Regions from separate parts of the Homo sapiens genome. Here all the other regions are linked to region 2. Evidence: read pairs that join two places in POLR2A ChIA-PET (ENCODE). Cell type or tissue: B cell. All regions are shown on one strand. Region 1 overlaps NTNG1 (netrin G1). Region 2 overlaps NTNG1 (netrin G1). Region 3 overlaps NTNG1 (netrin G1).

The links. ChIA-PET counts read pairs that join two places held together with the same protein. Peaks named below come from ENCODE experiments on the same cell type or tissue, not always from the same donor. Only the 100,000 strongest peaks of a DNase experiment are listed, where the experiment ranks them.
Region 1: POLR2A ChIA-PET joins it to region 2 with 6 read pairs; 2 of 35 experiments call an interaction of 5 or more read pairs at or near these places.
Region 3: POLR2A ChIA-PET joins it to region 2 with 5 read pairs; 1 of 35 experiments calls an interaction of 5 or more read pairs at or near these places.

What each region holds. Positions count from the first base shown.
Region 1 is chr1:107,268,867-107,272,866 of GRCh38, reverse strand. All of the region lies in intron 2 of NTNG1 (netrin G1), which reads right to left. Among named protein-coding and RNA genes, the nearest start is that of NTNG1, 130 kb to the right of the region's middle. In B cell, no CTCF peak of the experiment used is centred here; no DNase peak of the experiment used is centred here.
Region 2 is chr1:107,452,629-107,456,628 of GRCh38, reverse strand. The region is part of intron 7 of NTNG1 (netrin G1); the gene reads right to left. Among named protein-coding and RNA genes, the nearest start is that of NTNG1, 310 kb to the right of the region's middle. In B cell, no CTCF peak of the experiment used is centred here; a DNase peak (open chromatin) is centred at 1,665; H3K4me3 peaks cover 703 bases; H3K27ac peaks cover 2,279 bases.
Region 3 is chr1:107,245,009-107,249,008 of GRCh38, reverse strand. All of the region lies in intron 2 of NTNG1 (netrin G1), which reads right to left. Among named protein-coding and RNA genes, the nearest start is that of NTNG1, 110 kb to the right of the region's middle. In B cell, no CTCF peak of the experiment used is centred here; DNase peaks (open chromatin) are centred at 668 and 1,848; H3K4me3 peaks cover 827 bases; H3K27ac peaks cover 2,266 bases.

The DNA of each region.
Region 1 (4,000 bases), 180 kb after region 2:
TTAAGCATTTGTACTTAATGGTTAGACCAAGATAATGCCTACCTGCTTAATACAACACTAATGAAGGCCAAATGTATACATTACATCATTTTTAAGATTTGGTTTTCAAGTGACTTAGAGAGCACTATTAAACCTCAATATTGCCCCTTGACAACTTTTCTTACATACAGAATGGCTTTCACTTGCTCAACTGTATACATGGGGAAATGGTTCCTTCTGGGGGTTGACGGCTGCTTCTGAGTGTTTTCAGGTATTCTATACCTGAATTCTGTATAGACAGGCTGAGCACATAAATAACCTTCCCAAGAGAAGTTCCCATCTTGCGCCACGTACCTGTGGGAATTCACTGCAACAAAATGCCCTGGAGGGCTGATTTGAATACCATGTTCCCAGTGGAATTCTTTCTAAGATGCTCATTTATTAACCACCAAGGATTCTGATGCTTAGATTAGCCCAGCAGAGAGCTAAATAGTGGTGGAGCAAATGGAGAGAATCATTAGTTTATAAACTCAAGGAAGGAACAATGATGATTATCTGTGTTCCCGAAAAAAAGCTCAGGGAAGGAAACATTTTGCCACATGGAAAAAACATTATTCGAGAAAGAGACTGAGGAAAGTTCTTTTAGACCCTTTAAGAATATTATTAGTAGTATTATTAGTAATATTATTATTATTCAAAATCTAGACAATACTATTATTGATGATAACTAACTGAGCCATTTGCAAAAGCATGGTATTGACACAACGAGGTGCTCGATAAATATTTGTTGGAGAGTCACTTAAGAACACCAAGAATGTTTTACCAAGCTGATTTCCATTTGACTTTTAAAAGTTTTCTGCATCACTATTTGGTCAGAAGGGTATTTTAACTAGAAGAGACAGTTTTAGCTTAAAACTCTGAATCATTGTTTTTAGAACAGGTACTAAACTTGACAGAACAAGGTCTTACCTCCCCATAATTCCTTCTTTTCATTAATGTCATTTTTTAAAATGCATTTAAAAGACAGTGTATGCCCTAGATTTTGAAGTCACTAATATATATTCATGAAGCAAACATGATTGGAGTGTTATTCTGCAAAGCTCTATATCTTATATTCTTGTCTCTGATTAGTAGAATTTTTTTTTCACCTAAAGATGGGGAAACATCCATTTTACCAGATTTGGAAAAGTCAACTACATTTCTCTGTGTTGTATACATAACTTTACCTCTAATATCTATTTTTAATGAAGTATCCATCTACAGCAAACTAAAGGTTACAATAGAATATATCAGTTTGTTATTGTAACGAAGCTATTTTGGATTCTTATTCTTCGCTGGTCTGGGTTATTAAAATCTTTGATGTCTGCTAGTTATTAATGTGTTTTTGTTGTTTTGTTTTAAATACAACTTCTGAGTATAGGGAATTAATTATTTATAAGCTGAATATGGAAGAAAATGGTAAAGGAAAACATGGAGGTTACAAACAATAGTAATAAAGGCCTGAAGAGGTTAAATTTGCTTAGGTTAGACTTGATTTCTAACTGGTTTGTGTGATTATAATTCTTACAATATCCTAAATGACGAGTTAATGGGTGCAGCACAGCAGCATGGCACATGTATACGTATGTAACTAACCTGCACATTGTGCACATGTACCCTAAAACTTAGAGTATAATAATAAAAAAAAATTCTTACAATATCAATTAAAATATAGTTTGGATTGATTTATGCTACCTGGAGTACAAAATTACAATCTGTATCTTTATAGACAAAGTTATTGTAACTATTTAAATTATCTTAATTTTAGATTTGTGTCTATTGTTTTCTACTTTTTGTGGTAAGCAATCTGCTTTTTAAATCCTTTTGGTTGAATATGTAGAACACTTTCTGTTGCTTATAATTTCTTCATTATTTTAAATGAACTTACTTGATGTGTAGTCTAATTCCTTTATCATCAGAATCATCCTATATGTTGTGTATTGTTCTGGAGAGAGTGCTTTCACAATATAAGTGTCTTCTCTTAAAATAAATATTATATTATGCAAACAAAACAAACTTTCCAGCAAATGTAATATAAATGAAAAACTTAATTTTTAAGTTCAAAGAAATATGTCAGACCATGACTCAGAGAAAGGAGCAAGCACTGCACTTTGGCGGGTTGGGGGTGGGGGGGCGGGGGCGGGGGCGGGGGCGGGAATCCATATATTCAGATTAATGGGTTTTGTTTAGAAAGTGAACAAAAAGTTTATATCTTGGAGATAATATATCCAGCTCCAAATTATGAACTACTGGTAAACAGCTCTTCCTACAGCATAAGAGAACCCATTAATAACATCAGAAATACTGGTAAATATGTATTGAGTGTTATATAGGAATTGTTTATTTCTATCATCATGACAACCTTATTATTCCCATTTCAAACATGAGAAAACTGTGTCTTAGAGATGTTGAGCAATTTGTCTGATGTTACTGAGATGAAAATTCAAAGAGCTTAGATTCCAAATGAACAAGCCTGATTCCAAAGCCTGAACTTTGACATCATGAGAATAAGTGAAGAAATAAGCCAACCATGGCAGTCTACAATGAGATTTTCATATCTTACTAAACTATCTGTGGAAATAATAAAACAGTTTTCACTATAACAGAAAAAACTCAATACAAATAACAGGTCAAAAAAATGCTAAGAAAATAATAAAAGAATATACAGCACATTAAGTTTGTTTTCTGTTTTAAAAAGTTACTCACTGTTTTACATCTGTCTTTCTGTTTAAGGTGACTTGGATTTTTGGTTTTCACCAACTTTGGAACAGTTTGCTGTGCAGAAGCCCAGCTTGAAATAAAATGGCAGTTGATGATATTTTTCATATTGGCATACTTTGAGTAATATTCAGTGGCTTTTCAATGGCATTTGGAACATAAATAGAAATTACTGAGCCAGCTATGCTAAAAGCAAAACAATTGCTTAGACCACTATTGTGAGGGCATCCGTACAGAACTGTTTAAAGCTGCTGATGTCTATGTGTTCATTTAAGTTTATGATATTTAAAGGCAGAAGTCTGAACGTGAAAAGAAAGAAAATCTCTAAAAGTAACTCAACCATGGAATCTGCTAAGTAGTCTAAAGATATAAAATGTAACATGCCAAGTTTACAACCATAAGAATCTTACTCTACACTAGTATATTTAGCTGCAGAGCTAGAAGAAATGACTGATATCCTAGTCTCCCATAATCAATTAAGAGGAACATTCATTCATTTATTCAATTAACAAATGTTTTCTTAAGCACATTCCATGTATCAGATGTTATTCTAGGTATTGGGGATAAAGACAAATGATGGGAAGGGGGAACCTATAGAATCCCTGTTATCACAAAGCTGCCTTCATGTGGATAATAATAGCCAACAAACAAACAAACTAACATTGTATATCGGAAAGCAGTAACTGTTACGGGGAAAAACAATAAAGCAGGGTAAATAACTGGAAATGCCAAGGGTAGAAATGAGGATACTATTTTAATTAGGTGATAAAGTAAGATTTCACTGAAAAGGTGCCAAATGAGCAGAGAATTGAGGAAAATGAGAGAATGGGAGTGAGTCATGTAGATTTGGGAAGTAAGAAAATTCCAGCCAGAGAGAATAGCAAGTGCAAAGGCCCTTCAGTGAAGGCATCCTTGAAGATGTAGTAGAAGCCAAAAGAGAGTCCTACAGGATTTGTAAACTAACAAGGAGGAGATTCGTAGGACATGAAGTCAGGGAGGTAGCTGGGTCACTAAAAATAGATTGACTTTTATTTACTAGAGATATTGAGTCACTGGAAAGTGTTTTAACAGAGGAGTGACATGGCATGCCTTACATTAAAAAAAATTTGTACTGAATGCCATCTTGATAAAAGATTACAGGGAGTAAGGGTGGAAACAGACCAGATAGATTACGTCAGTTATCCACATGGGAGATGACAATGGCTTGGAGGGTTGGCTCCTAGATATATCTGTTGATAAATTGGATGTGATAAAGAAAAGAAGC
Region 2 (4,000 bases):
GTGTGGTATCTGCAGCCACATCAAAGGCTATTCTAAAATCCAGCTAGGAGTATTGATAAGCGAGCAGGCCTACCAAGGGTTCTACTTGATTCTGGTGGGAGCTCTGAGAGAGGCATGGCTGATTTATCTGAGTGGGAGTAATCCTCCAATACTACAGTCTCTGGGATTAGGCATGGACCTACAAGAGACTCCAAAATCAGATAGCATGAGACAGAACTTGCTCATGCTGTGTACAAATCCCACTCTCTCTTCAAAAGATTAAAAGTAGGAATGTAGACATCTTCTTAGCATCTAAGGGCCTTCATTTTGTTAAACCCAGCTAGCTCACAGCCAAGTGAGCCTTTGGCTTATCAGACCAGGGTTGAAGGGTGTCAAGTCTTCCTATGCATCACTTTATTATCTTACTACTCACTTTAAAAAGATCCATCCATGCAATTTAAAGCCCCAAGTGATTCCAGGATGCTTTTCACTGCTCCTTCACGGCCTTTGTCTTTCATTGCTCATCCCTCTTGGCATGTAATGGTTTTCTGTTTCTAAGATGAAATGACCTGCCTCCCATCATCATAGGACACTGTGTTATGACCTGGGGAATCGTTCTATCCCTTCTCGAAATGGGTGCATCCTTTCAAACCTCTTCAGGGATTATTTCGTGGCACCTCTCCATGTTTTCAAAGATCCTGTTTTTAGGATGTGCAATCACTATATTGAGCTATCTCTACTTTTCCTCATACACCATTTTAGAAGGAATGACAGGCACAGGACATGGAGCTGAGACAGGGTGTCTGCTACTGGCAGCTAATGATTTGATGATGAAGAGAATTCTTACCATTCCTGTCTCCGGGGCAACAGAGGCAGCCTGACCATGTAGCACTGACACGACAGCATGAAAGTTGCTACCACAGTAAAAGGCTCATCCGCGTATTGTTCTTGTCATGCTCTCCAGTGCTGTCACCTCATTTCACAGAAATGGCTGCAGTGCAACAGCAGTTACCTTCCATCTCACCACAGAGCTGTGGAGTAGAGTCACTTTGTGGTTGCCCTGCCTGTCTGAGAATATTGGGCTCTCAGAGCGAGTCAGGCATTTATTACTTTTTACGCACACTAACACAGCTGTTGAAGAAGAACAAGCCTGCTGCTTTGGAAAAGATGGGCACCTTCCTGCTTCCAGCATCCAACCCTCAGGTTCACTTGATCCTGAGCACCACATTAGGCTACTGGACAACACTGTGCATAATGACTTTTTATTGCTTTTTAAAGTCACCATGGGCTGGGCGTGGTGGCTCACGCCTGTAATCCCAGCACTTTGGGAGGCTGAGGCGGGAAGATCACTGGAGGTCAGGAGTTCGACACCAGCCTGACCAACATGGTGAAACCCCGTCTCCACTAAAAATACAAAAATTAGCCGGGCATGGTGGCACATGCCTGTAATCCCAGCTACTTGGGAGGCTGAGGCAGGAGAATCACTTGAACCTGGGAGGTGGAGGTTGTAATGAGCTGAGATCGCCCCATTGCACTCCAGCCTGGGCGACAAAAGCAAATCTCAGTCTCAGAAAAAAAAAAAAAAAATAGTCACCATGTGAGTGACTAATGTTCAAGAGTCTTCCTCATTCTTGCCTCTGCTTCCCTACAAGGCTTACCACAGAGTTGGCACAGCACTGTGCTCACACGTAGCACCTGAACGATGAATGTATGTTGGTGTGGGGTGGAGAGGAAGAGAGCTGGGTTTGAGCCTCATTCATTTCTCTTCTAAATTCCTGACCTCAAATGTGCTTCACCTCTGTAAGCTTGGTTTCCTTATCTGTAAGAAGCAAAAAATGGTATCTTCTATTATAGGGATATTGCAAAGATCAGATAAAATGATGCGAAGAGCCTGCCATGATGATGATGTTGGAATAAGGTTACCTCTTTTTCATATATGATCCAGTGACTAAATAGATGATAGCTATTTATGCATGCTATTTCCTCCTTTGGGTATTAATTAGTGAAGTGACATGGGGTCTGCTTATTGGGCCACAGTTTGATGTTTATTTATCTAAATTTTTGACAGGTTTGAGGAATTGGTCAGAGTGATTTTTTTTTTTTGGTAAAAAGACACAGGATATTTGGCTTGAATTGCATCATTTGCATCCTTGGAATGAAAGCCCGTTGTTTCCGTTAACATCTTAGGCCTATGAGAATGGGTAGGGACTATGTCTCAGCAGTGTCTACTTTACGGCAGGGTCTCTCCTCTGCATGCAAGTAAACACTGTCCTTGTGAGCTGGTAATCTGAGTATAACTTGCTTGTGCAAAGTATGCATGGGTGCAATAGTTGTTGATTCTGAGAAATAAATTCACTGCACACAGAGGGCAGTGAACAAACATTTGTTCCTGATAAATGATAAACAGATAGTGAGAGAGAATTGGTAAGCCTTGTCAGTCACTGCTTGCTTTTATCCTAAAGTCTCTTTCTCTGTTGTGTGGTATTGTTTGTGTTTACCAACACTCCCATTAATGAGTACTGAGGGCTGTTTTCATTTCACTGAAAGCAAACTGATCCTGTAGCTGGGCTGTGGTCCAATATTAGAACACTGCAAGTTCCTATTACCCTCCTGGTTCTAAAGGAGGGTTGGGCTTGAGGTGGGTTTATTTTGGACCTATCACAGTGAGTTGGTGTGGCATGTGGGGCAAGGAGTCAAATCTGTATTTTGATTTTATAATAGCTCTATCAGCTACTAGTTGTTTGCTTTGAGCATATTAAGTTCTCTGAGACTCAGTTTCCTCATCTCTAAAATGAGTATATTAGCACTCCTTTGCAGGGTTATTGGAAGAATAAATAAAGTAACATGTGTGAAATGTCCAAGCATACTGATGGCACAAAGTGTGTTTATTACTGAAATAATTTTAAATTTAGTTTAATTTATAAAGTGGTTACAACATGAGAGTTTTTATGTGTAAGAGTCTAGCCCACTTCCCTACATGGCATCCACTTTCCTCTTTATTAAAGTCATGGCAGTTTGAAAAGAAAGACGTAGTCAGCAGGAAAATCTTAAGTACATTGTAGAAGAAATCCAGGCTTATGCTGGACCGAAGAAACCCCCTGGGAGGCTTTGGTCATGATCTCTATTCATATTTTCAAACACACTCTTCAGTAAGTAATGCACACTCTTGTAGCTGGAAACTAGATACCTGCTGAGGGAAAGAAAAGATCCCCAGTGAACTACTGTCTTCTCTTAAAATGAAATGCGTTTGTAGTGTCCTTTTTGACTGTCAGTTTCTGGATGAAGTTTTAGATGAAAATCCATATCCTAGAGGAACATTATTTTCTGTACTAGTGTTAAAGTTGGAGCTAGGAATAGGTGGTGCTTTGCCTTCTTGATGAAAAAGAAGTATAAGACTTCCTTTGCCTCCACATTTATTAACAAACTTGAAGTTTACTGTGCTGCTTTACAAAAAAAATAAAATTCTAATTTGAAGTCAGACACAAGAGAAAATTCTTTCTTTCACTAAAACAAAGGATTAATGCTGACCACTGTTGAGACACCGAACAGTCTCAGTGTCACTGAACATTCAGGAAAGTAAGCCACAGTGAATGGAAGATCCATACTCTGCCTCAGCATACTCAGAGGGAATCCTGAGCAATGCTGGGGGCCTCAGGCACTCTCTAGAAGTTAGTTACCTCCTTAGGGCCAAGGAATGAGACCAGGGATTGTCACGTACCTCCTCAGTAAAGGATGGACTTTCAATTCTTTATACTTCTACTCCCCATTTGTTTTAGTCCATTTTGCGTTGCTATAGCAGAATACCTGAGACTGGGTGATTTATAAAGAAAAGAATTTTATTTAGCTTATGGTTCTCCAGGCTGGGAAGTTCAAGGGCATGATGCTGGTTTCTGGAAAAGGTATTCCTGCTTCATTGTATCATGGCAGAGAAGGTCAAAGGGGAAGCAGACACTTGGAAAGAAAGAAAACCCAAGGGGCATCCTGCCTTTATACCAACCCATTATCAAGGGAACTAATCCAT
Region 3 (4,000 bases), 210 kb after region 2:
TTTTTTTTTTTTTTGTACTTTTAGTAGAGACAGAGTTTCACCATGTTGGCTGGGCTGGTCTTGAACTCCTGACCTCAGATGATCCGCCTGTCTTGGCCTCCAAAAGTTCTGGGATTATAGGCATGAGCCACCACCCCCGGCCTAACTTTTACATTTCAATCAATAATAATAAACCTCTGATGAAGTAAACCACCAACATTCTTAAGGATTTATAAGCCAGATATACATACAAGTATACCTGTGCCCATTCATGAAAGAATGATGTGAAATTCAGTACTTTGGGAATAAAGAACAGTCTTGCATTTTCACCACCCTCCTGGATTTGGGATGTGACCAGAATAAGAAAGTTGTATAGTAACCGACAGGTTAATAAAATCGCTTATATTGTGATCGTCATTATAGATTCAGTGAACTCTACTTGGTGGCCAAAAGCAATGAAAAATGCTTGTCTTAAATCACAGAAGACCTGAGGACAAGTGGGTAGTGAAAGTACGCTAGGTAATCTTAGTTCCTTAGTAAGATTAACTCCTTGTTACCTCTCATGTCTGTTGAGCACCAAATTTGTAAAGGCAGCTACAAATCCCAGACTTTCCTAAACCAAAAACTGGCTTCACCACCTGCTACTCCCTCTAGAAATTGGAGAAGACATCGTATTACATAGGTGAACCCAATAGCATTGTGACATGATGCTGCCACTGCCATCATCGAAGTGATCATGAATGAATCCTCACCATTCTCATTCAGGAGTCAAGACCCCAAACAGAATGATCTGGTTAACAAAGGCAAGGTCACAGGACTGAGCCCCAGCTGCCAAGAGGCCTGAAAACTTTCATTTCTCTTTCTTAACTTCTGACTTGGAGACAAGGTACCTTATTACAATAATAGTATACACAGTGGCATTTTCCATTTAAATAGAATGGCATGTTGGCAGTAGGATTGCTAAAAAATAAAAGAAAAAAAGAAAAAAGTCTACTACCGTGGCAAGGGATCATTTTGAATGACCACTCCTAGTTCTATGGGAACTCTACAACTATCTAAATGAAGGAACAACTGTAGTTGGTGAGTCTGAGCCTCTCCATCCACTTTTCACCTCATCTGTGCAGCACCAGACTGACTTCACTGCACTGGCTTCACTTGAAAAGGTGGGTGTCAGACACATATTAACTGAGCAGAGAACCACAAAGCTTCTCAAGGTCTGGATAGCTGATGGAGCCCACAGCTGAGATTTGCTTCACTTGACATTGATATTGGTTTTTTGTTTTTGTTTTTTATAAGATAACTCATTTGTTAGGAGTAAATGAGATCTTCTCCTTTATGTGGCAAATGGTTGGCATTACAAGTTTGACATTCAGGAACCCGACAAAGAAAAGCTGATCATGTTATCTGGAGGGGAGGGAAAAGGTCAAGTTCTAAGATTGGGACCCAAACTCACAGTATTAAGGCAAAAATTGAAGAGAAGGTCCATGTTTTCGAGCATAGGTCTGTCAAGAATTCACTAACACACACTGAAAGACGTTATTATACTCACTTTACAGAAGAAGAATCAGAGTCTTAAGTATTTTAAGTAACTTGTATGACTTTGCATGATACAGCTCATCAGTAGTAGAGAAACTTGGCCTATCTAACTCCAAGCTCTGTGCTAGCCATTACATGATCTTCTTAGCTTGTTTCTCTCCTTTTCATCACTCTGTAGCCTCATTTTAAACTTACGACTGAAAGAGATAGAAACACAAAGAAAAGACCAGCTAATTAAGTAATGATTATTTCTAAGCAAGATTGAGGGTGCTGTTGTGGCATGATTAATGGTGCGACAAGTCCCACTTAGTATTCAGGAAATGACCAATTGCATGAGTGCAGACACAAAGTCTCAGAAGGTTACAACTATTCTTATGGAGAATTACCCTTTCGGCTTCTTCCACCAGAGCCTCACAGTGGTCTCCTCAAATGTACTTTAGTGAAAAATCAAGTAGGAAGACAGCCTCATCTCCGAATCCGCTGGGTTTCTAGGGTGACAGCCACATCAATAAAGCCACAGAGAAGTGGCAGATAATGTGACATGTCTTTATAGGAATAACCCGATGCCTGGCTGATAGCTGTAGTTCTCACCAAGAAAGGAAGCGTACGATGGCTATTACAATTTACATATGGGTGTTGTATATCATGAAAAATTAGATTTACTATATAAATAAATTTAACCTCTGTTATAAACAGGATCTTGGATTTTATGTGTGATTCACTGAAAAGCTCCTTTAAGTAGTCAGTTTTCCTATTATATTTACATTTTTTATAACTTACTATACAGGGGCTCTGAGATTGCAAAATTTAAGATTTCAGCATTAGTAGCTACCGCAATAAAAAATTAAGCATAGGTAAAACACATTTTTAAAATTATAATGTATATATTATATTACAGGAAATAGGAGTAGATGAGAAAAATCAAATGGAAACCCAGCCACTCACGATTATGACTACTACATCAATTGAGGTTTAAAGGTATTTCCCCATTGTAAAACAGGGATTAATATATTTATAATAGTATCATTTAAAAACAGTTGCATTTAAGCTTTCCTTTCCCACAAGGACATTTTTTTTTTTTTTTTGCTTAAACAAGGAGAATAAAACTCTCATATTGACTTTATATTGTATAGCCTACTACTAATAATTAAATAAACTCAAGCCTGTAATCCCAGCACTTTTGGAGGCCGAGGTGGGCACATCATAAGGTCAGGAGATCGAGACTATTCTGGCTAACACGGTGAAACCCCGTCTCTATTAAAAATACAAAAATAATTAGCCAGGCGTGGTGGCAGGTGCCTGTAGTCCCAGCTACTCAGGAGGCTGAGGCAGGAGAATGGCATGAACCCAGGAGGCGGAGCTTGCAGTGAGCGGAGATCACACCACTGTACTCCAGCCTGGGCAACAGAGCAAGACTCTGTCTCCAAAACAAAACAAAACAAAAATAATAATTAAATAAAATCTCCTATAGCAACAAATGTTTTTAAACTACTAATCTAGGGATGTAAAATTTACAGCTGATATATATGAAATAAATTTTGTTTTAATAAGAGAATTACAAGGATACATATCATTTATTGACCACCTAGTATGTTTCTGGCTTTAAATGAGGCTGTTTATTCATTATAACATGTAATAGAACAATTTTTGGGATAGGTATTACTTCCATTTAATAGATGAGAAAATAGTGACTTAGTATTAACACCTAATTAAAAAGCGCATGGGTGATAATACGCAGCAAGCCATTCAAACCTTGATGTGTTTCTGTGACTCTTAATCCCTACGCATTTGCTTTTCACCCTTGGCTACATAAAACAACTGCAATGAAAGTATTTTCCTAGATTAACGTTCTGTAAATCATTCAAATAAGTAGCATCAAATTAGACTAAGAAAACAGTATTGATTACAAACAATAGTAAAAGCAAGACAATAAATATGAATAAAAAGAAATATACATAAATGGAGAAAAGCAAATTAAACTTGAAAAATCATTTCAATTTAAAAACTAAGCAGTGGTGGCAAGAGCAGAGATTCTTTTTTCTTATAATAGCCAAATAGGCTGATGGCTCATTTCTTTGTACAGCAACATTCTGATTTTTCTCCTGAAGCTGGAAATGCCTATTTACCAGAATGAGAAAAATACTTACACTTACGTAAACTGCAGTGGTAAATTATGCATGCTCAATTAATCCACAAGTATAGCCCTGGGTTTGCTCAAGGTTTTTCAAGCATAAGATGCAGGTGCCATGCTGATAATTTATCAACCACTGGATTTTTAGTCATCTATTCAGATTAGCCTGATAGTGTATGAAGTGTTTATTGTTTAAAAGGAATTTGCCTGGATAAATTCCTGCCGCTGTCCCTCCCCCACCACATCATTCATTATTGAGCTCTATAGATGTGAAAGATGAACACTTATGGGTCTTTTTTTGATACAGTTCCGAGAAAGTTCTGTTAGCTAACAAATCCAGCCCACAATAAATCT